Linked DNA regions of Mus musculus: regions 1 and 3 are each linked to region 2. A link is a loop called in an ENCODE intact Hi-C map of the cell type or tissue named here. Cell type or tissue: heart. All regions are shown on one strand.

The links. Hi-C counts contacts between places; a loop is a spot of excess contacts. Peaks named below come from ENCODE experiments on the same cell type or tissue, not always from the same donor. Only the 100,000 strongest peaks of a DNase experiment are listed, where the experiment ranks them.
Region 1: it touches region 2 in a loop (4-fold over the local background); 16 of 42 quality-filtered maps call a loop at or near these places.
Region 3: a loop joins it to region 2, with 2.3 times the contacts of the local background. A loop is called at or near these places in 4 of 42 quality-filtered maps.

What each region holds. Positions count from the first base shown.
Region 1 is chr1:85,838,025-85,846,024 of GRCm38, forward strand. It overlaps Cab39 (calcium binding protein 39), which reads left to right. Exons shown (of 9, transcript NM_133781.5): 5 at 4,174-4,342; 6 at 6,569-6,628. Among named protein-coding and RNA genes, the nearest start is that of Cab39, 49 kb to the left of the region's middle. In heart, CTCF peaks have their summits at 4,430 (motif pointing left) and 4,638; a DNase peak (open chromatin) is centred at 187; H3K27ac peaks cover 514 bases.
Region 2 is chr1:85,789,237-85,797,236 of GRCm38, forward strand. It overlaps Cab39 (calcium binding protein 39), which reads left to right and starts at 4,205. Exons shown (of 9, transcript NM_133781.5): 1 at 4,205-4,585. In heart, a CTCF peak has its summit at 4,127; DNase peaks (open chromatin) are centred at 4,165, 4,775 and 5,215; H3K4me3 peaks cover 2,502 bases; H3K27ac peaks cover 2,017 bases.
Region 3 is chr1:85,896,060-85,904,059 of GRCm38, forward strand. Itm2c (integral membrane protein 2C) reads left to right here. Exons shown (of 6, transcript NM_022417.3): 2 at 6,951-7,091. Among named protein-coding and RNA genes, the nearest start is that of Itm2c, 5.6 kb to the left of the region's middle. In heart, a CTCF peak has its summit at 3,624; DNase peaks (open chromatin) are centred at 932, 4,802, 5,872 and 6,162; H3K4me3 peaks cover 2,963 bases; H3K27ac peaks cover 5,455 bases.

The DNA.
Region 1 (8,000 bases), 49 kb after region 2:
CAGGGTAGGTAGTTGGTCAATTCCACACTACTATTGTCTGGTACCCCTTGAGCTCATTCCAGCATCGGCAGTGTTTGCTAAACCAGTGGGCAAGCATGTTTGCCCACTGCAGTGACTGACTGCTGCTGTGAACGACCTTGCTCCCTACACATTACCTCACTTGGTTTGTATCTATGGTTTAACACTTCCCCCAAGTTCAGACTTGTTTAGACAAAGCATGAGTCAGTGACATGTCACATGCCAGCTCCTCCTACTTCCTCCTCTCTGTTCCTACCCATCTGTGTTGCTTCTTCACCCGTTACTGTTGTATCGGTCCAGTGTCCCTGTGGAAAATATGCTATATGAATAGTCTGAAATCTGACTGTTCTTAGAACAGTGTGATACTGACCAGAATTTCCTTTGTTATAGAAACCAAAGGTTTATTGAAATCTAAACGTTAACACTTCCTATTACTTCATGGTAGCTTTGATGTAAATAATTTTTAAACAATGTATAGAATTAAAAACAACAACAACAAAAACCTTTGTATTCTCATTGTGTAACCCCTGCTGGTCTTGAACTTAAAAGATCTACCTACCCCTAATTTTTGAACAAAGTATTAAAAGCATGTGCTGTCACTGGAAGCTGAAATAAGATTTTTGAGAGAGAAAGCATAAAACTCTCTGGGCTGGTGAGCAGAGTCCTTGGCCGAGGAGGTAAGAAGGAAAGGCCTAGAATGAAGCTTGGCTTGGGACCTGAGACAGCAAGCCTGCCCTACCCACAACCCCACCTCAGCCATTAGCCTTGCATCTTTCCTGCTTTCTGAGGCTCCTCCTCTCTCCCTGCACACAGCTCGGCGAGGCTGCTCCCCGCGCTCCCCGTGTTCCTCATGCATCTGCCGTGTATGCACTGCACAGGCTTTTCACAGCTACAGTCTGGTGAAAGCCAGCGCCGTGCTTTAGTGCATTGGTGTTCTAGCCCACTAACTTGAATAAGGAGCGAATATATTGTTTGAGCATCATCGTTAACTCAAAATCTATATTGGATGTTATATTAGTTACTTTTCCTGCAATAGTCCTGACAAAAGCAGTCCAAGGAAGGAAGGGTTAACTTTGTACTCAGTTGGAGGGTGGGTGAGGGGGTCAGGGTGGACGGGCTGGTCAGGAGTGCTGGTAGTCAGTTCTCCGCTCACTTTTCCTTTCTGTTTTGTCCATGACAGTAGTTGTAGCCCGTGGGGTGATGGTATCATTGTTGAGGCGACCTTGCCTTCTCACCTTAACGAGCATGCTGAGGCTACCTAGGCTAGATTGTTCCTCACAGGTGTGCTGGGGAGCTTGCCTCTTAGATGATCCTCATCCTGTCAGGTTGACCGCCAGTATATAAACCAACACAAAGCTGGTTTAGCCCATTGTAAACTTTACTTTTCTATATTTAAGTTGTCCCACCTCAGGCCATTGTGTGCTCCTTTGTTCTTTTGGCAGAGCCCAATTGGTCTGTGATGGCTTCTTTGCTTTCTGACACCTTACTCAGTTCATACGATTCCTGCCTGACCTGGAAGGTGGCACTCTATAAAAAGCACTGTGAGCCACCTTTTAAGATATCTGTACTTGAGCTGATTAAATAGTTTAGATTACTTACGTTCAATGTGGTTGACTTATTAGGCTCTAAGTACTTTGATGGAAGCTTTTAGGGGTGGTACTGCTGATTCTAGTGTGTATACAGGAAGTACTGGCATGGACTGGATTTAGAAACAGTATTTTACTAGCTTTTTAAAATCTAATGTGATCCCCAGTCTAGTGTTAACAGGTTGAACAGCATAACTGTTTGCCTTGTATTCACTGGCTTATGGTTTAATTATTTAGACAAGCTTGAAAAACCTGCCACACTTGTAACCTAAACTTCATTACCCTTGTCTTGCAAGTGTCCTGTTTATAAGAGATAAGCAAAGATTCATGCTATGATCAGCTATCTGGTGAACAGACCTTTTAATCACATGAGAGCCAGTGTACATGCTGAGTACTGTGCCCTAACTGAGGCAGACGTGTACAACTAAAGGACAGGGGGTAGTGCTGCCAGGCAGAAAATCAAGACTTCAGGATTTCAGCAGCTAAGTGGGTTTGTAAAAAGGAAGCATTTTAAGGTTAGACTTGCAGAGAGCTTAGAATTTACATAGACAGAAAAAAGAAAGCATCCTGATGGGATATCACTGGTGAAAACGGTCCAGGAGCCAAAATGACTACCATGAGATAGGCAGCAGTAAGCTGCAGAACTGAACCCTATTATGACAGGCTAGGTGATGGCTTGTACCAGAGCAGCAAACCCAGGAGGACAGTGTGCCCAGAAGTTTGTTTGGCAGTAGTTTTGAACTCTAAGCTAGAAACACTGGTGGTAAACTTTGTTGGCTTAAGGTTAGGATGCATTTGCAGTTCTTACAGTGTGAGTGCAGGCGGCAGTGGAGATAGAGGAAAGGAAGTAGAGCTGAGAGAGAGACTTGAAGAGTAAAAGGCCCAGTGATTTCTAAAGTAGGAAGTGCTGAAAGCTGAAGATTTGCAGGGAAGCTAGTATGGTAGCTACTAACCATGTGTAATAATTTAACTTTAAATCATGGCTGTTCCATCCCTCATTTGCATAGCCACACCTGTGGCTTAGTAGCCACCATAATGGGCAGCATGGATGCAAAACATTTCCCCATGATGGCACGTCTGTGATGATAGGCGTCAGAGACAGAGCACTGGTGCCAAAATGTAGAGCCGAGGGGGTGGGAAGTTAGGTCTTGGTTTTAAGTGGCAGGGTTGAGGTTTCATCTTAGATATGCTCAACTTACATAGACCTTTCCTGAGGTTTTTCAGGTACTTTGGAAAATACCCAGCCACATTTCAGAAAGAGTGAACTGGGGAAAGGAAATTCAGTCACAGTGGGGGTTGTGAGATTGTGGGCTGTCCTTAGCAGGTAAAGACAACAGAAAGAAGGGGGGGAACACGGGGAAATAAAAAGGAGAACTGGGGGGACTTTTTTCTTCCCTATTTTTAAAGAGAGGGATAGTGCTGGGTTGTAGCTCAGTGATAGAATACTTGCCAAGTATTCACAATGCCTTGAATTTGATCAACCCTACCAAAACAAAAAGGCATAGATAGACAAGAAGAGAACCATCAGAGAACATTACACAGACAGATCTTGGTCAGTCCTGTTTTAGCCAAGAGGAAGTCTCTGCTGGCCAAATAATTATTTCACTAGAGTATTGGGAAATGTTTGACTACCAAAAAACACAACATATGTGAGCTTGTCGGTGGGAAAGAGGCAGAGCCAACATTGGTATCTTGGAACACGAGAGCAGCCTGTCTGAGCAGGTAGCAGTCTATGAAAAGGAAAGTCTATGAGAAGGGGAGATGCCTGCCCAGCTGAGAGATCTTCATGATGACAAAGGAAGAAATGCTGAGAGGAACTGAGAATAAAGGAAAAGGCAGCATTTGCAGAGTTAGTGAGGAGGTGCCAGGATCTTGGGATCCCCCGGTTCTCCATGGTAGAGATGCTTTGTAAAACCTTCAGAGTGAGGCTTGCAATTGTGTGAGGTTTACATGTCTCTGAGAATCTGGAAGTACTGTTTTGAGTGTCGAAACAGTGATGTATAATTGCTGTATATTTGATGGATGGACATGTTGTGTTTATACTGTCAATTTCTGAATTTGGAAAAATACTCTATTACTGTTCTTTTCAGGTTGTAGTTCTATTGGTTGTTGTGAGCACGGTAGGTAAGCTAAGGTCCTAGATATCATATCTCTTCTTTCTAGACTTTTCCCACCAGAACTAGTCTCATGGTCTCTGCCATAGTTTTCTTTTTCTTTTATTGGGGGGCAGTTCAAGACAGGGTTTCTCTGTGTAACCCTGGCTGTCCTGGAACTCACTTCGTAGACCAGGCTAGCCTCGAACTCAGAAATCCGCCTGCCTCTGCCTCCTGAGTGCTGGGATTAAAGGCGTGTGCCACCACTGCCCAGCAGAATTTTCTTGATTGAACGCAGCTGTCTACCTCTGCATGCAGCTGTAAGCTCCAGATCAAATGACCCTGCTGTAACGTGGCTGTAGTCACTTAGGAGTATCTGAAACTTCCATTGAGAAAGTTTGAAATGTTCACTTTTGCTGTCTTGAAAGAGAAATCATGTATGGCTTTTGTTTGTTTTGTTTTGTTTTGTTTTACAGGTATGAATCTCCAGAAATAGCTCTTAATTGTGGGATAATGTTAAGAGAATGCATCAGACATGAACCACTTGCAAAAATCATTTTGTGGTCAGAACAGTTTTATGACTTCTTCAGATATGTTGAAATGTCAACATTTGACATAGCTTCAGATGCATTTGCTACATTCAAGGTAACATTTAAAAACTGAAATTCTAAGCACACTTGCAAGTCAGATTGTTTCCCCATCTTTGTCTCCTCTACTCACACTGCCCTCTAGTGGAAATAGAGATGTGCTTTATACACATTTGTATGCCTCAGGTATTTGTAGTAAAACCACAAAAAAAATTGTAATGTAAAAAAATTAAATTCTCAAATCTTATCAGAAAAGCAAAAGTCCTGTAAGGTCAAAATTGCACTTTCCTGTTCAATTATTCACTAAGTGTGGCATAGATAATATACAGATTGTCCAACAAGCAGGCTTTCTCTTGTGATGAGGCACTCTGTAGTGCCTCCTTTGGCTGGCACTGGATGGGGTAATAGAATTGGCCTCTGCTCAGAGGCCATGGATTTTGGAATATATGTGTTATCAAATACAAGAACCACATTCAGGGTGGACAGCTATAAGTTGTTGAATTCTTGTTTAGTACATGTAGCTCACTCATACTCAGAAGCCATGAACACTAACACAGAATTGTCACTTTCCTTGTAAGAGCTCAGCTTCTTAATAAAGAGCCCCTGAGACAAGGGTGGCTCTGGGTAAAGTTCGTATGTAAGGGTAATGAATACGGTAGGACAGGAGGAAGGCCTGGGGACTGACAGTAAGGTTTCACCCTGACTAAGGCATTAATAGTACCAAGGATTTATTTTCCAAAATTAGTACAGCTTCTGCAGAAGCTTTAAGTAATTTCTCAGATAATGTGTGTACATGTCATGTATGAAGGAAGCAAACTGTAGTTAAGTGTCACCATGATGTCTCAAGCTCACCGCATTTGTGGGGTAAGACTCACGATTAGGATGCATCGATGGAAGGGAGTGCCCCATTCAGGAGCAGCAGCCCAGCATGAAGAGAGGTGTGGTATTGCCTTGTGTGAAAGAGGGCCCTTTGGCTGCACTTACTCAGATTGCCTGCAAGTATGATTCAGCCACAAAATTGAAGTGGCATCACCGTGAACAGATTCTGACATGCTAGTCTCCATCCATCCAGTTTCCGAGTGCCTGACTTGTTTCAAGCACTATTCTAGGGTCTGGGGATTCAGCAGTGGCCTGTACATAGAAGCCCTGTCCTTGTGGTACCTACTCAGGGGACATCAGCCTTTAACAAGCATGGTAGCAGGCTACAAGGTGGACATGCTCTTTGACAAGGAGGCTTAGATGCTTTCTCTGTTGGTAACTCCCTTGGAAGTAATTGTGTTCCTCTTTTGCATTGCAACCATTGATGCTTGAACTTTCCTTTCTGCCTGTGAAGGGGGTTGTAGCACCTGTCACATGCAGAGAGACCTTGTATGTGACATCCGCTGAGCAGCAGATGGTTACTGAAGGGTTCAGTAAAATGACTACTGCATCTCCAGAGAGGCCGAAACTTAATTCCAGCTTTTTTATTTCTCTTGTTTAACTCTCACAGTTAAGAGACTTGGGGGAACTGAGCAAAGTTTCTTGAACACCCTCTTTAATGAGGAAACACAGCACAAGCCCTGTGCAGCAGTGAACAGTGTGAATTCTTGGGGTGGGGTTAGAAGCTTTCTTAGACAGCATACCATGCAGAACATTGAGTATGATGCTTCCCCGAACACATCATCTAATTTTCCTCATCCATTCATTGATGTATTTATTAACACTAAGCCCTTGCTATGTACTAGGAAGAGTTTAGGTGCCAGAAATTCAAAAGTTGTAAATACCAGTGTGGTGTGGTCCTTGTGTTTATGGAACTGACAGTCTAATGAAGGAGAGAACTTACTAAATAATCCCACAAGCACATGTAGAATTACAACCATGACACATCAGGAAAAGTTTTCTGAGGAAGTGATGTTAAGTCAGAGTCTAAGGTCAGGAGTAGATGACTGGACAGACAAAAAGCTTCTGTGAGGGACATTTTTGGGAGGTGAGAGGCAGATCAACTCCCTGCATACCCAGATCTCAGTAATCTCCACAAAGGAGCTCAAGCTGGATTGGTGTCCATGTGTGTGACCTTGGGCCAGGGCCACCTGTAATGAGGCATAAACAGTTCTGACCAAGTGACACCAAGGTCATTTCATGGTCACTTTATGGTCCTGAGAAAAATTATGAAATATTAAGTAGCAACTGTGTGCTAATAGTTAACAACAGTTTATTAGGCAGTTTGGTGGATATTTTAGAATTCTCTTTCCTAAGAAAGCATTAATGGAGAGCAACTCTAAAAATACATGTTTTCTTCTTCTAGGATTTACTTACAAGACATAAATTGCTCAGTGCAGAATTTTTGGAACAACATTATGATAGAGTAAGTATGTGAAATATTTTAAATGATGTTTGTAATTTTTAACAAAAATTAACTTAAATGGAGATTTAAGTTAGATTTTACATCAGGATATTTGACTCTTTAGTATTTGTAAATAGTGCTATGATCACTTTACTGAAACAACATTGAGGACTACTAAGTCTGAAGCAAAATTTGACCTTGATTCATACATTGCCCTTTGCATCTTTTTTTTATTTATTTTAGAAGGGGGAAGTGGTCAGTTTTGCTCCTGAATGATAATCTAGTTAAGATGCAAAGAGAATTTAGTCTGACTTTTATACTTTTTCTTCCTTTTTCATCAGTTGCTGCACACAAGTAGAGAGAAAGAGGCAGCAGCTGATAGGATTTGAGCAGCGCTGGCCTAGTGGGCAGGACCCCAGCACTGCCCCTGCTTCGCTGCTTACTCCTTTGTGGCCATGGCCAAGGCACTCACTGCTTGGGGGCTTAGAAACCCTCCTTATTTGTAAAGTGAGGACATTGGACTAGCCATCGGTAAGGTTGCTTCCAGCTCTGTGTCAGTGTCAGTCAAACCCAGCAATGATGACCTCCAGAGAGCTGTCAGTGATCCCGGGTGCTTGATGACTTACTGCCCGTCAGCCACACAGCCACCCCAGGGCTACAGTGCCTGTGTTCACTCGTATACCTCTCCCTTCCTCTGGAGGGCTTCTCACAGTGCCACAGTAGGCCCCTATACACTACACTGTCCAGGCTCTGATAGGCACGTGTAGAGAACTTAGAATAATAACTTTCCACTTAAACTTCCCGTCCATGCTACAAGACTTGGCTTAATTTTTAATCCTTCCACTAGTAGTTTAAATCTTTGAAGTTTTAAATATTGTTGTATTTCATCATTTGCTTTCCTATCCCACTCCATTATAAGGTTCTGGAGGCAGAACCTGTGTTTCCTCCTCTCCTCGTATGTCCTTCTTGTTCCCCCTCTCCCAGCAGCAGCACAGCATGTGGCTAAGAAAGCAGCCTCATCAGTGGCTTAAACATTGACAGCACTTTATTTCCGCCATGAGTGTTTGGATGTGGGTGTTTCCTGTGTGTGTGTCTGGTTTGAGGTGGCAGCTTTTGTTTCTTTGGAGCAACGTAGGCTTTTTAACAGGGTGGTTCTCAACCTTTTGATATGACCCTTTTAAAAGGTCATACTAGATAGCCTGCATATGAGATATTTACATATGGTTTATAACAGTAGCAAAATTAGTTATAAAAAAGCAAGGAAATAATTTTATGGTTGGAGGTCATGACAACCTGAGGAACTGTAAAGGGTTGAAGCACTGGATAGTGGTAGTGCGTGCCTTTAATCCCAACATTCAAGAGGCAGAGGCAGGCTCTGAGTTGGAGGCCAGCC
Region 2 (8,000 bases):
TCCTTAGAAACCCCAGGGAACCACCTGTGGGGAGTCTGCCATGTTCAAGCCTCATCTGTCTTCTAGAATCTTCTTAGGAAGTTGGTTCTCTTCAGCTACAATCCACTTTTCTCTGTGCTTCATGGTTTCACTGTTTCTAGCTTGACTTCTTGAAGTCACATCTGAGGTTCTCTGACTCCGGACTGCTTCTTCATTCCTTTTTTTTGTTTGTTTGTTTTTTGGTTTTCTCTGTGTAGCTCTGGCTGTCCTGGAACTCAATCTGTAGACCAGGCTGGCCTTGAACTCAGAAATCTGCCTGCCCCTGCTTCCCAAGTGCTGGGATTAAAGGCGCGAGCGCCACCACCCCCTGGCTACTGCTTCTTCACTCCCTATGTTCTCCAGGAAGCTGTTGCAGTTCCCAGCAGGTTCTCCTCAGGCCTCCTGCCTCTTACCCTTCTTTAGATTGCTGATTAGTCTTGCTTTCCTGGATTTCCTCCCGGCTTCTGATTGCTCCCAGATAATGCCCATCTAAGTAAATAGCTCTACCATCCAAACAGTTTCCCAGATCAAAGCCAGTTCTCTTCCCGGAGTCTTCCTTCTCTCTTATCTCCATTACATAGTTCCCTCTACAAATATCAATCAGATTCACGTTGACTCTGGAGGAGGTGCACTGTGGCCGACCCTAGCTCAGACCCTATTACCTCTTGCCTGACTTGAGAGTAGCCTCTTGCTGGTCTCACTGTCTGTATCCTGGCCCTCCTGTGGTTCCATGTATGTCTGATTAGAGAGGTGTTCTGCATTCCGAAGTACACATCTGAATGCGGTGTTGGACGACAGCTCTGTGGCACGGTGCTTGTCCAGCAGGGACAATGCTTTGGGTTTGGATTTCACCCTGAGCTCTGCACTGGGGGTGAGGGTGGGGGTGGAGTGACAAACAACAAAAACCAAACACTTGTGCACGCAGCATTCAATGACAAAGTTTCAATGTGTACCTACCCACCCTCCCAGAGCATCCATGCTGAAGTCCAGGCTCCTTAGCACTGGAGGACATAGGTTTTCAATGATTACAGCTTTGCTTATCTTTCCAATTTTATCTATTCCCTTCCTCCCTACCCCCAAGTCGCTTCACATACAGAAGTCCTTGCACATAGGCCGGTCCTCTAACTCACCATGCTTTTTGTGCTTCTTTCATGTTTCTCCTTAAACATGAACCCCATTATTCAACGTCCTAGGTCTCTTACAGGCTTCCTGCCTCCCTCTCCTGTAATTGCCCATTCGTGCCTGTGTCTTTCCTGGACGCTGAGGGGAGCTACCTATCAGCCAGTGCTTCGCTGCCATAATTCGAGGTCCTAGTTTACTCTCAAGAAGCACCTGCCAAATAAACAAATTTCTAATGAGATTTGGAGCAGGTTTGGTGAGTCTGAGGGTGTGGACTGGTGGGTGGATGGGAAGGGAGGCAAACAGGAGTGCTGGAGAGTTCAAACTTCAAGAGCAGAGCCATGGTGGAAACTGCAGTGTCCAGGGTGGGGCTAGCCTAGTGGCTGCTGACGTACAGTGGATGTGAAGGTCATTGGGATAGCACAGTAAAGGGACCGTATCCAATAGGGTGAGCTGCAATGATACAGCCAGGTGAATGAAGGCACTGGGTGGGGTGGGAGGGAAGCCATGAGTCAGGCTCCAAAGTCCTTTCCTAGAGGGTCTAATTAAGGGAGGGAAGTGCCTCCATCCGGTGGCCCAGCATCAGCAAGGAAGAGGAAGAGACGGCATGATGGGAGATTTACACAGGACCAGCACAGGCTCTAGGGAGACAATAACAGCAACAGCCCAGGCAAGCACAGAACCCAGTGTTCTGTGGCCACCACACAGGAAAACAAAGGCCCCCTGAGAATGTTTCAAAATGAAGATGCAGAACTTTCCAGAAAGTGGCATGGCCCGAGAAATAGTTTAGTAGAAACAGCTTTCCAGAGCCCTCCCGTCCCCAATAGAAGAATATGGAAAATAGCCCGATTCTGTAAGAGGCCATCAAAAGCTGTCTGGCATCTTCTCTCTGTAACTGTGGGTAGAAGGTAGGTGCAGCCTTTGGCCCTTTGCAAGGGAAATTTCACCAGTCTGGCTAGTTTCCCTAGAAGTGTTCAACATGTCCAAGATGAACTATGCTTGGTTGAATGGATTTTAAGTGTTAATATGCTAATGGTTTTGTTTGCTTGTTTCTTGACACCACATATCTGTCTGGTCACTGCATATCACCGAGAATGACCTTGAATTCTTCATTTTCCCCCCACCACTCCCAAGGGCTAGGGTTATAGGTGTGCACTACTACTATACCTGACTGACACATGCTTGAGCACACAGACACATACATATACGAACAAGATCACACAAATTAAAGGGGGTGGTGTGTTGAGACAAGATCTTGCCATGTGGCGCTAGAAACCTGGAACTCACTACTTAGATCAGGTTGGCTTCAAATTTACAGTCTTTGCTTTGCTAGAACTAGGATTATAGTGTAACAGGTTTCCAGACCTTAGCACAACAGATGCCATGATGAAAGTACCATTCAGGTCCTGAGACCCAGGATAGAGGCAGCAATACCTGCCAAAAACAAGAGAGAACAAAGACCTAATCCATCAAAGTCCATAGTTCCGGGAAAGTCCATAAAGGAACTAATCTTGCTTTTTGGCTTTTGTAGTTCTGCAACTAGACTGGATGACTGTTCTTGCTAACCGAGGTGTGACAAGCCAGGATATGGTTTTGTGTGTGTGTGTGTACTTAAAAAGGGGGGCGGGGAGAGCCATTGAGTTGTAAAATAAATAAATAAATAAACAAACAAACTCACCTGAGAAAGGCTCAGGACTATACTTGAACCCCAAACACCCAGAGTAGTCACTGGCTGGTAATAGAGACTTTCTATCGGCTTGAGCCCATGTCTGAGTGATCTTCTCTATTGTTATGGATACTTCATACGTGTTATCTTCTCTATCTCCCTCATCTTTGTCTCAGCTTTCTTTGTGTGCATACAAACTACCCACGACTGAATCCAGAATCTACCATAATTATAGTATAGCCTGAGCTATACCCCCGAGCCCTACTATAGGGTGTCAGCAACCCCCGTCTACTGTATTTGTGGAATTCCTCCGGCCCTTCACTCTGATCTTCATATCGCAGTAACAGTGATTACGACTTTTTTTTTTTGAGACAGGGTTTCTCTGTGTAGCCTTGGCTGTCCTGGAACTCACTGTGTAGACCAGGCTGGCCTCAAACTCAGAAATTCGCCTGCCTCTGATCACGACCTTTTTAAAACGCCAAAGCCTGGCCCTTTCCTGCTCCAAATCCTATGGATAGCTTGCTTCTCTCAAGTATTGAAGTTCTCACAGGAGGCTCACATCGCCTTGCTTCCTTCAGGAAACCACTTCCTTAGCACACTGTAGCTGTCCAAAATCCTGTCCCATTGTTAAGCATATAGCAAAGGAGCACACATGTAGCATTTTTGAGTTCCAGACTCTGTCATTAGATCTCTGTAATGCATTATTTTATTCCTCTGGGTGTGTGTTCATGGCACTTGTTTCTCTCTCTCTCTCTCTCTCTCTCTCTCTCTCTCTCTCTCTCTCTCTCTCTCTCTCTCTCTCTCTCTCTCTCTCTCTCTCTCTCTCTCTCTCTCTCTCTTTCTTTCTTTCTTTCTTCATGGAACTTGCTTCCCTATCTATCTATAGGCAGAGTTTTTCACACAGCCCGGGCTGACCTAAACCTGTGAAGTCTAGGATGACCTTGAACTCCTAATTCTCTTGAGTTCACCTCCCAGTGTTGGGATTACAGGCATGCACCACTAAAATCCACTTTGGAAAAAGTAGGATATGTACCCTTGTTGGATCTTGTTTCTTTGGAATATTTCATCACTTTTTTTCCCCTGTCAGGAGATGCCAAAGTGAAGTTACAGGTTCTGCCCAAGCATGAAAGAACCCATTTGAACAGTTTTGAGCCCTCCGCAGATGTAAAGTTTTAAGACTTGAGGAAGTGGACTGTGTTCCTCCAGGAACTAGCAAGTAAGGGGCGCATAGACGACGACTCCAGCTCCCCTTCTGCTTTTTCTCAGTGCCCCCAGCTCTTCAACTTGCCGGCGACTCAGGCGTCCCGAGTCCGCCCGGCCGTCCGGGGGCGCCCGAGTACGCAGAGGGCGTTGCGGCGCCGCCCGACGTCCCGCCTTCGGCGGCTGCGCAGTGCGCACGTCAAAGCCGGGCTCAGGCCGGAGCTGGGCGCGGGGCGCCAGGAGCCGCGCGGCCTGAGAGAGTCTGGGGCTTCAGTAGCCGCGCGAAGGCTGAGACAACCTCAGAGGCGAAGGCAGTGCGGGACCTCACGGCCACAGCCGCAGCCCTACCGAGCGCAGCACCGCGGCGGCCACAGCAGGAACCCCTGGGCCACCGTCCGCCCGCGCAGCCGCCGCCGCCGCCGCGGGAGCCCGTCGCCCGGAGCAGCTGCGGGCGGAGGACAACGGAGGGCCGGAGCGTCCGAGCCGCGCCGCGGGGACCGAGCGAGCAGCCCGAGGCGGCGGCGGCCGAGGACGGGGACGGAGACGAAGCAGAGAGGGAGCTCCCTGGCCCGGCCCAGCCCGGTGAGTGATCCCCCGGCCCGGCCCTGCTCGCGACGCGGACGCCCGCCGGCTTCCGCCCGACCCGCCTCCATTTTCCCGGGTGGCGGCGGCGGGAGCGGCCCGGAGCAGCCGGAGCTCCGGGCGCCGCCCTTGTCCTCGCCCGTACTAGGCTCCGGGGGCCTGCCGGCCGGGGCTACAACTAACCGGGGTAGAGCTGGCCCGGCCAGCTGTCACTCCCGCCGCTCCGGGGACTCCGAGCACCTAGCCCTGGGCTCCGCGTAGCCTCACTGTTAGCGGGACGCTGACACTATCTTTGTAGGGGACCTTTCAGGAAAATGCCTAACTGATTTCTGGCTAGGAATTGTGCGTTCGGCGCGTTCCCGGGTTCGGTTGGAGCAATCCAAAACGCCGACTGCGTGCCGGTGCCGGAGCGACTCCGAGGTGAACCCGGCCGGGAGGTGCCCTCCCCTGGGGAGCTTTAACGCGGTGATGTGAGAGATAAGACGAGTACACAAATAGCTAAGATACCAGGCAGGAGGGGGATAGATAAGTTCCGTTTAGGAACTACCAATTGCTAGAAAGGTGCTCCGGGGTGACTGGACCTGTCGATCGTTTCCGCCTTCCCACGAACCTGGGAGGCTTCCTGGGCGAGGCGGTGCTAAACCGGGTCTAGAAGACTCGATTGGATTCGGGAGAAGGGGGTTGCAGTGGAGAAGGGCGTGGAGGGGCAACAAAGCTGGAGGACAAAGGTACAAAGAGCATGCGAATGTTGCCAATTCCATCACCGGGTGCCGTGATAGGTGGGGTAGACTAAAGAGGCATTTGGAGTCAGATCTTTGAATGCTGTAGAGGAGCTGTTTGAACGACCTTCCACGGAAAACTTAGAACTCATTTTTCAGTGACTCATGAGGCCGGAAATGTATGCTAGGGCATATTAAAGGCGCTCTTGAGAAAGACAGGCGAGCAGAGAAGGCCACAGTCAGGACTTAGCATTGTTTCCTAAATATAATGCAGTTTGAGGTCGATTTTGACAGCTTCCGGGATATTTAAGTAAATCTATGTCCAAGCCAAGGAAAATACCTTTTGTAGAAAGTGTCACTAGATGCGTGCTTATCTGAAGTAATTAAAAGAGGTGCCTAAATTAACCTTCTCTACACACAAGGCATTTGCGTTGGTGAGTTCTCTAAAATTGCATCAGAACTTCTGGATCCCTGTGTTGGAATTGAACATTAAACTGTAGATTTATAAAAAAAAAAATAGTAATAAGAACTGAACTGTTAACAGTCTAGACAGACAGTTGGACACACACCATTTTTCTGGAAAAGTAAAAAATTTCTTGTTAATTTTTAGTTATGAAAATATTGGAGAGCCAGAAGTGAAAGTTTTTAAGCTCTATTTTACAGGTTTAAAAAAATTAGCAAGTAATTAGTAACTACTAAATGCTTACAATATATGATTTGTAAGAATTGCCTTAGAACTTACTATTGGTTTTGTAAGTGCTTATATGTACAAGGAAATCATACTTTTTTTCAGTCTTACATTTTTCTTTATCAAAGTAAGATCTAGCTGCTGCTGCTGCTGCTGCTGGTGGTGGTGGTGGTGAACGCTTTTAGCCTCTGCACTTTGGAGACGGAGGAGGGCCAGGCCAGGCCAGGCCAGCCGGCTAGATCACAGTAAGAGACTTTGTCTTTTTATTCTAATTTTTGTTTCTTAAAGTAAGACATACTCTTTGAAACATGGAAGCAGTAGTCCATCTCTCCTTTCTCCCCCACCCCATCCCCATCTTTTGAAACAGTGTAGCTCAGGTCTTCCAACCTGTCATCCTCCTGCATTGGGTTTCTAAGTGCTAGAATTACAAAATAGACTGGGAATTTTTTTTCTTTAAGTTTTCTTAATCTTATCACTTAGATTTTGTTTCTGTAAACATTTTTGCATATTTCCTTTCTGATCTTTTTCTGTGTATATTTTCCTAAAAATATATTAAGTACATTTATTTATATATTTGTTTATTTATTGGCATTTTGAAACAACCTCTTACTCTGGCCCAAGTTGTCCTGGAATTTGCTGTGGAGGCCAAGCTAGCTTTAAAATTCCAGATAGTTCTCCCGACTCAGCCTCCTAAGGGCTGGGCATGAACCAATAGAACCAGTCTGAAAGTTTTCTTAAATGTTTTATTAGGCTTTTACCTGTCAAGGTTGCATTGTTCCCTTAAGGCTTCTTGTTAGAAGTCTGTTTATTAGCTTCTCATCAAGGTTTGGTCCTGACTGCTGCTTATTGAATGTATTTTGGTTGGTAGAATACATTTATGTGATCGCCAGGAGTGGAGACGGGCACACAGACCTCTGCTATGTGAGCAGGAGTACTTTTAGTAGGCCACTGAGGGGCTGGAGAGGTTAAGAGTGTGACCTGCTCTTGCAGAGGACCTGAGTTCTGCTGTTGTTGGGTTCCCAGCATCCAGTTTGGTTCACAACTTCCTGTACAGCCCCGGCTCTATACACTCCTGTCCTCCACTGACACCTGAACTCATGTTCCCATACCCACATGTGTACACAATTTAAAAAGAAAATTAAAGAAGGACATGATAAAAAGAATATATTCATGGCCAATATAATCTGTTGTGGCCCCACCTACCCTTTGTTCTACTACTAAAAAATAGTCTATACTAGGGCTGACTACAGAGCTAATTACTTTTTGATCATGATATCAGAAGTCAGGCTAAATTTTTTTGTTGGTTGATTGGTTTGTTTGTTTGTTGTTTGTTTGTTTGTTTGTTTGTTTGAGATAGGGTTTCTCTGTGTAGTTCTGGCTATTCTGGAACTCATTTTGTAGACCAGGCTGGCCTCAAACTCAGAAATACTTGCCTCTGCTGGGCTTAAAGGCCAATACCACCCAACTTTGTTCCTGTAATTTTCTTTTTTTCCAAAACAGGGTTTCTCTGTAGCCCTGGCTGTCCTGGAACTCACTCTGTAGACTAGGCTGGACTTGAACTCAGAAATCCGCCTGCCTCTGCCTCCCAAGTGCTGGAATCAAAGGCGTGCGCCACCACTGCCCGGCTCTGTATTTTTGAGAAAAGGTCTGATTCAGTACCCTAGACTAGCCTGAACTTAACTTTGTAGCCTAGGCTGGCCTAGAATTTATGATAATCTTTCTGCCTTAGCCAGATTCTGGAATTACAGTTGTGTGCACCACATCCTGAAGACTTGAGTTTTCATACGATTACTATGAAATAGCTTAAAAAGTCCCATTGGGTTTGGCTTTACAGTTTGTCTTATGTGAATCTCTGTTGTATATTGCAAAAATATATACCCTCAAAGCCTTTCTTTTGGTCCATTATTTTTAAGTATAGATTTTTGTAGCAATTACTGTTTGTTAGTAAGAGTGTAATTTTCCTGAGAAAGTTGATCACTGACTGTTGATACTTGTTCTGCTGGCCTTA
Region 3 (8,000 bases), 110 kb after region 2:
GTTTGCCCTGGGGTTAAGTTTCCTTATTACTTCCAAGAAGGTCCCTCCTCTCTTCTTCTTAGTCTGGATATGGGGGCCCAGGAACTGATAAGTGGCAGATTGTCTGTTGGTACCCAGTGAAGATATAGAACTGGAACCCAGCTGCCTAAAGCCATGGGTCTAAGGGTGATCTAAGGAGCCGGAAGGACTAACTTGAACAACTCAGGAATATCATTATCGCCCCCTTAAGAAGGAAGTCCCAGCAGAGTCAACGTTGACAGGGCACACACTAGGGCAGCTGGCTGATGGATGGTGTCGGATAGGAGGGCTGAGCCCAAGGGTGAAGAAATTATAATTTTTCTCATTAGCCTTGGAAGACTTGGTTATATAAGTCTAGGCAATAATGTGACAGTATACAGATTAACACAAAACACATACTAATAACGAAGAAACCAGACAGAGACTATGAGCCTCAAAGGACCAGGCAATTGATTTTTGTGTAGTAGAAGAGATCAGAGGGGACGAGAGGTGCCCCAGAAACAAAAGAGGTTTTATTATGCAAGCAAAACTTCCCCAGCAACAGCCCTCTAAAGACCAATGTCTGTCTTCGTGGGCCAAGTGCTCAACCTTCAATCTCTTCTTCTGTTGAAAAGAGCTTTCCTTCATAGTTTGGGGGTGGGGGTGGCTGCTTGCCTGCATCCCTGAAATAGCTGTTTATATAATTTTTTTTAGTCCCCGTGAGGATACTTTTTCACCACTATTCACATCCCTACCCCTTCTCGGTAGCCATTTCTGAATAGGCAGAATGTTTGACGGTGGCTAGTTTTGTTCTCTGCCGCCAGTACAATGTGAGTGATAACCATCATCCAACTTCCTGCTTTTATCAGACTCTCAAAGCTAAGCAGCGCGTCCTGCCCTCCCCCAGCGTGAAATGGAAATATCAACTTTGTCTTGCCATGCGTGCTGTTAGTTATGGCCTAGGGCCTGCTGAGCCACCACCCTTATCACCATTGGGTAGTAAGGAGCTCAGGGAAGCACACTTGGCAGTCAGGAGGAGGGATTGAAATACCTACAGAACCGCTTGTTGGCTAACTCACACGACACAGCTTGCCTAAGGTCTGAGTTGGTGTGAAGGGGCCTTTGGTGGTGTGTGCTGGCTTTGCCTAGCCCAGCTGCAGTTAGGACCGTGTAAGACAGTTGACTTCTGCAAGTCTCTTCTTGCTCTACAATGCTGCCAGGCATATTTCCTCTTACCCAGTGCCTGGCTTGGCAGTAAGAGTGGGTAGAGACCCGTTATACAGCTAGTTCAAGACAGAACGTGAGCCATTGTCAGGGCACTGAGATACAAGCCAAGAAGCTAGCAGGATAGGCAATTTCATCAGAGGCCTGGGAGCTGTTTTATGCAAGGTCTCTTGGATTTAAAGGTTCTCTTTTAACTGGGAATGACCCTGGAGTCCCTCCTGGGTTTTCTGTCTGACTAACCTGTGATTCCCCAGAAGGACCACTCAAACAGATGACAGCATTGGGCTATTGCCAACCTGTGTCCTGGCCTGGTGTGTGTGTGTGTGTGTGTGTGTGTGTGTGTGTGTGTGTGTGTGTGGTGTGGTGTGGTGTGGGTAGGGGAAGGCTGCAGCTAACCAACCTTCTTCAGGGCCTGCCCCTAGTTCTGGGCAAATACTGAAATAAGATTTGTCCCCCAGACCTGAGACTGGAAGGAAGTTCCTAGGAAAACTGGGTAAGGGGTGGAGTTGGGGAGCCAGCTGGGCTTACAGTGACCCAACATCCCACGTGTTAGACGGTGATAATGAGGAACCTGCAGCCCCCCCCCCCATGGCCCCTGGTGGGAAGCTAGTCACCGAAGCCTGTGTTCAACACCTCTCCTACCCCTGCATCCCCCACCCCCAACCCCCACTGCAGCATGCAATCAAGTGGCTATCCCCCATTCTCATCCCTCTTCCCGTTAGCCGTCTGTACACACATACGCTCACACAGACAGGCCCCGGGGCTGGGGGTGGGGGCAAGGGCGTAAGAAGCAAACACATTAAATTCAGTAATCTCAGCTCTGTCATTTTCTCATTGACATTTGTCTTTGATTAATGGCCCTTGAGTATCCCCCTCCCTCAGCCCAAATACCTGTAGATCAGATTTCACTCGTGTGTGTGTGTGTGTGTGTGTGTGTGTGTGTGTGTGTGTGTCTGTGTCCATGTCCTCAGGTTCTTGGTAGGAGGACCTGCACGGAGAGGATCTGTCTCTTGTGGGCTAGGAGAGCTGGTTTTCCTGCCTAGGCTATAATGACCTTCAAAGAGGCAGCCTAGCCCCATCCATGTCTCACATTCTCTCTCTCTCTCTCTCTCTCTCACACACACACACACTCACTCACTATGGTTCCTTATCCTTTCTGTTTTCCCCTGGCTCCACTCTTCAAGGCAGTCAGAAGGCTGCCAATGAGGAGTTTCTCTTCCCAAGGAAAAATGTTTATGATTAAAAGCTCAGCCCCACAGCTGGGCTTTCCCCTCTGTCCTGGGAGGTTCCAATTCTCTCTCTCTTTCTGAGTGAGAGCTTCTCCCGGCCTTGTTTCTTTCTGCTTCAAATCCTTTCTGAGCCTGTGTTTTCTGGAGAAGCCTGGGCTGTCCAGGATGGAGGAGGAGAGAGAATTCTGGGTGCAGCCAAATGCAGTGATCTGCATAGCTACAACCTGTCCCCAGGATGCCTCAGGCTGGTGCCGGGAAGGTGGGAGGGATCACTAATGGGACACCCTTGGCTCATGTGTGGCACGAACTCAGGTGAGGTGATGTCATTGCTTTTTGGCCACTGTACACTGTCGTTCTGGGACAGAAAGCATTTGCCAGCCTTCCACCCCCAGCAAGGTCTTACTCAGTCTGTAGGTCTAACATACACACACACACAAACACACACGCGCGCACAGACACCCTTTGGCATCCTTGCCTATGTGAATTGCATCCTGCAGCCTAGGAAAGAAAAGATGCCAAGGATAGGAATGGGGTGGGGAGCACTTCAAAGTCTGCCTGTGTCTGTCTTTGTCCTTCCCTGCCTCCTACTGAGTAGCCTGTAATTGTAGCATAATCCGAGCTTTTTTTTTTTTTTTTTTTTCCTTTTTCTCTTTCTTTCTTTTTGGCATTGTTACTGAGGAACGGTAGCTAAAGAGCTGTCATCCTTTGGGCTGTATCTCAGCGAGCTGTGTTTCAGTTGGTGGTTTCCTATGCATTCTGTCCCTGGCTTTGCTAACTATCTCGTGCGCACCACTGAGAGCCCTAGGAAAACCTGAAGGCTGAGACCCAGGGCCCTTTCAGGTCCCCAGATGTCTGCCTTGCGTGCTTAACTTGAGTGTGCAGAGAGGCAGTTTGCTCAGAGGGCCTGTTGCCTTAGAAACAGTATGCACCATCCTCCCACTTTCTAAAGGGGGAAGTTCTCCCAATCCCTGGCTGTTGGTAACCATTCCATGGGGGAGGGGGAGCAATATTTCTCTGGTCTCCAGCAGGATGGTGAGTAGCCAGAGTGGAGGTTATCCCCTCAGGAAGGCAGACTAGCTATCCACCCACCTTCACTGCTGCCCCACAATCCTCAGACCCCAAAGGTCTCAGATTGCAAGAGGTCAGAGCCTGTGATGGCCCCCTAGTGGGAGACAGTAAGGAAAGGAAGGTAAGCTTTGGCTTTGACTATGTCTCACAGGCAAAAGCAGTGCTAGGGCCTCTGTCCTCAAGAGGGGACATCCTAGATTTCCTTGCCAACCTCACTTCCAGCCTTACTGCTCCATCCTGTGCTTCTGAGGGTTGGCTGGGTAGCAAGCCAGTAGAGCCCCCAGCTTTGTGCCTGGGGTTGTCAGTAGAGCCAGAGCCATGGTTAGCGTAGGGAAGATTTAGTTTTCCTTCTTCCCCTTTGAGGACTTTGATAATTTTAGACTAGATAAATTTTCCTGAAGTGAACTGACAGGAAACAGATCGACAGAAAAAAAAAAACAAAGTAAATTTTGTATACAAATCAATGCAGGAGCCATATACAAAATCTAAGACTTTAAGAAAAGGCCAGATAGCTGAATATACATTGTATAATGAACTGTAGAAGAAACGGGGGCTTGAGGCTGCTGTCGAGGGGGCCATGCTGGTTGTGGAGTGCTGATAATGCACAGGGCAAGATTAACATCTTCAGAGAGTGTTTCCCAGCTAATGATTACCTGTGGGGAGACTACTGGGGCAAGCTGTGTGTCTGTGTCTGAGGGACAGGACCTCTGGGCACTCCTCGGTTACAGATGGACGCCAGTTCCTTTCACACACACACAAAAAACCAGCTTTTAGAAGGAGCTCAGATCTGCAGAAGCCTGCACTTTCTCTATAACTAACAGGGAACCCATCAAAGAAATATATTTAGCGTGGGCTATTTTGATCTCCCTAATTATTCAACTACTCAGTGTGTACAGTTACCACCCCAGCTGGGTAAAGTGAGGAGATTCCCCAGTCAAGGGTCCTGGCCAGAGCTATGCATGACCTCTTTTCTGCACCTGGGGTCATTGCAGTCTCGACTCTTGCTTGCCATGTCCTTGTGGGCCTTTCCCACCACCCTTCGAGAAGCCTCTGTGCCCGGCACAGAGCTCCCCAGGCTAGCAGAAATTGGCCGCTGGTGCAAGACTGGAAGGCCTCAGCTTGGCCGTGATTTTTATGTGTCTAGCAGGCTCTGACTTGCAGTTTGCTTGGGCTCCCTCCCCCAATCCTGTTTCATTTCCTCAGTGGCTCTTCCAAGCTAGCTTTTCTGGTTTTCCAGAAGCACAAGAGCAAAAGAACAGCCACCGTGCAGCCTCAACAGCTGGCCACAGGGATGGCCCTAAAGGGAAGGCCCGCCCCACAGATCTGCTATTTTTACCCCATACTTTGTCCTCTACAAAGAGCTTTTAGGTTCATTGTCTCTTTTAATCCCTGGAGGCTGGTCACCTCAGATAACCTCAGGATGAATGTTCTGTTGTGGGGGGCTGTGGCCCATCTCTACTCTAGAGCCAGTGGCTTCACCAACCCCTAGAAACAGTGTGGCTTGTTCATGGAGGGAGCCTGGACATTGATGTCACCACACAGGACCTATTGCAGGGTGTAGTTGCAAAGCCACTGCAGTCCCCTGCCCCTCTGGCTAACAGCTGTCCTTGACCAGTTGTCTGAAGGCCAGACCTAGGAGAGAGGTACAAAGTGGCCAAGGTTTGATCTTGTGTATGTGTGTGTGTGTGTGGGGGGGGTCTCCACTACAGATATGGGAACCCAAGGCATTTTCTGTCCTTTTCCTAGAGGTTGGGTTGGAGAGTGAGTGCCAAACACTGGGAAATCAGACTCTCTTATAGGGTTCACCCCTACTCCCAAAGCCCAACGACCCCTTTGCTGTGCTGAGATAAAGATAAAGATTTGTCTTTGGGTAACTAGACAGAGCTCCCAACGTCTCTAGAATGAAAGAGAGAGAAGTAAGATCAGTGTCTGGCTGGAAGTGGAGGAGGGGTCAGTCACCTGCTTATTTAAGGCCTGTGGAGAAATTTCATTCCCCAATATGCTTCATCTTCTCAAGGCTGGGGAGTTCTGTGGATATTGACATTTGACCTCTCTTGGCCATGTCTGAACAGTATAGAACAGGGGAAGTGGTGGGCACTAGAGCAGAGGAAGGAACAGGCCTGGGGACATCTGTAGCATCAGCAAGAATAGATAAGGGCCATCCTGGGCTATGGTGAGAGAAAGGAGGTCATGCAGAGAGATAGTCAAGAGGTGGCCCTCAAGTCAAGTTCCAGGCAAAGTCCGCACACACCATCCACCCACCCACCCAGACCTGCGTGGCCTGACCCCACAGAGGAACAGTTGAGCACAGTAGACTGCAGGCCCAGGGCTACTTGGTTAGAGATAAGCATCAGGCCCACATCCTCTGGGCCTCCCAGAGCCCCTGCCTCCCACAGTCAGTGACCAGCTTGGTCGAGCACAGCAACTTCCACACCCATCTGTGTTTGGCTAATTTCCCTTGTCAGCCTGATTAGATTGAGACACACTTGGGAGTGTTAATAAAGCATATCTTTGCATGTGTTTGTGAAGGTTTTCCCAGAGACGGAAAGCGGGGGGGGGGGGGGGGGATCTACCCTGAATGTGGGCTGCACTGTCCTTTGGGCTGATGTCCCAGACTGAATAAAAAGGAGAGCGGAGGACGCTGGCTGAGTGCCAGCATCCATCAGCCTGCCACTTGATCTCCCCCTGTGAACATGTGCTGTGTAAGTCCACACCCGGGTGGACTGTGAGCTAAAACAAACCCTTCCTCCAGCTTACCAGGGGTCACAGCAATGAGAAATGTAACTAATACACACACCCATCACCCGAGTCCTCATCCTGGTCCATCCTGTGCCTCCAGCTGAAGGGTTAGGTCATGCCATTCTCTAGCTGTGCTCGTCCTTGGCTTCCTTTTGCCTATGACAGTGGCACCTCCCTACCAGATGCATCCTGGTTCCCATGAACTCCTTGGTCTAATGCCATCACTCAGACCATCCCATATGCCCTGTTTTATGTTTGAATGACTAGAGTAGTGGTTCTCAACCTTCCTAATGCTGTGACCCTTTGAGTCAGTTCCTCAAGTCGTGGTGACCCCAACCATAAAATTACTCTTGTTGCTACTTTGTAATTATAATTTCACTACTGCTATGATTTATGATGTATAAATATTTTGGGAGATAGGGGTTTGCCCAAGGAATCGAGAGCCACAGCTGGAGAACTGCTAAAGAGGGTGGTCAGGCTCGTCCAAGAACAGGATCTAAATTCGGGCTGATTGTTTGGAGCTTCCAGGCAAATCTCTATTTCTCTCTAACAGAAACTTGGGCAAGACAATCTGTATTGTCCTTCTGGCCCCCCAAGGCCATCCCCAGGGGATAAATTTACTTAGAGGAGGAGGAATTCAGAAGAGTGGTCCCCTCTGAGGCATCTCATTGACCATAGTGCTTCTGTCCACAGGAGGAACGCCCCCCTCGCCACCGCTCCCGGAAAGGAGGCTCCGTGGGCGGCGTGTGCTACCTGTCCATGGGCATGGTTGTATTGCTCATGGGCCTTGTGTTTGCCTCGGTCTACATCTACAGGTACTTCTTCCTTGCTCAGGTGAGGAGCCAGGCAGATGGGTGGGGAAGGGGTGGCTCCGAGACAAGGGGAGAGGAGGTCTGCTGAGGGTGTGGAAGCAGTGGGGAGCCAGAGCCTGAGGCCCCAGTGAAGAGAGACAGTAAGAATTCCCTAACCCAGGCACGCGCAGAGAACAGCCCTCCTTCCTTCCCAGTGTCCCCTTGCCTGAGCTCAGGCTACCTCGGCCACAGCACTTACTCTGGAGAGCCAAGCAAGGATCCAGGTGACTGCAGCCAGGCACCCCCATCCCTATCCTACCAGTGACAGTGTCACTCTGAAGCATCGTCACCAGGAGCTCTTAGGTCTAATAGAGAAGTTGGGAGTTTACGATTCTCTCTGGGGCTCAGACTTCAAAGATGGCCTAACTATTCCTGGCATGGACATTTGGGTTTGAGCCCTGGGCAGGTTACACTTGGTTTGCTATGACCTGCTTCCGGGAATGGTAGGTCTACAAAGCAGCTCATTTGTCTCCCCTAACATACACCCGCTAGAGAGCTAGACCTAAAGCTGGACTGCCCAGAGCTGGGAAAAGGGAGGGTCACCATACTTGAATACTGAACTCGGTTAAGTAACTAGTTTGAGAGATTAACCATGACTGTATCTACAGGGAATCTCAGAGTGACTAAAGGCTAGAGTTTCCAGTCATTGTGGACCCAACTGACCCCCACGTCTCTTAAACATTTAACGTCACCCAGTTTTTTCCACAGTAGAAATTACCTGAGAGATTGTGCTCTGTGGGGCTTTCCCCTGCAGACCTCAGCTCCCACGTTTCTCTCACCTTAGGAACTTCCTGGAAAACATGGTTGCTACACCTTCCAGGCTAGCCCTTTGCCAGGCATCTCCACCCTCTGGTGTAGGACCCTTACCTAGCCTTCTCCTGCACCCACGCTG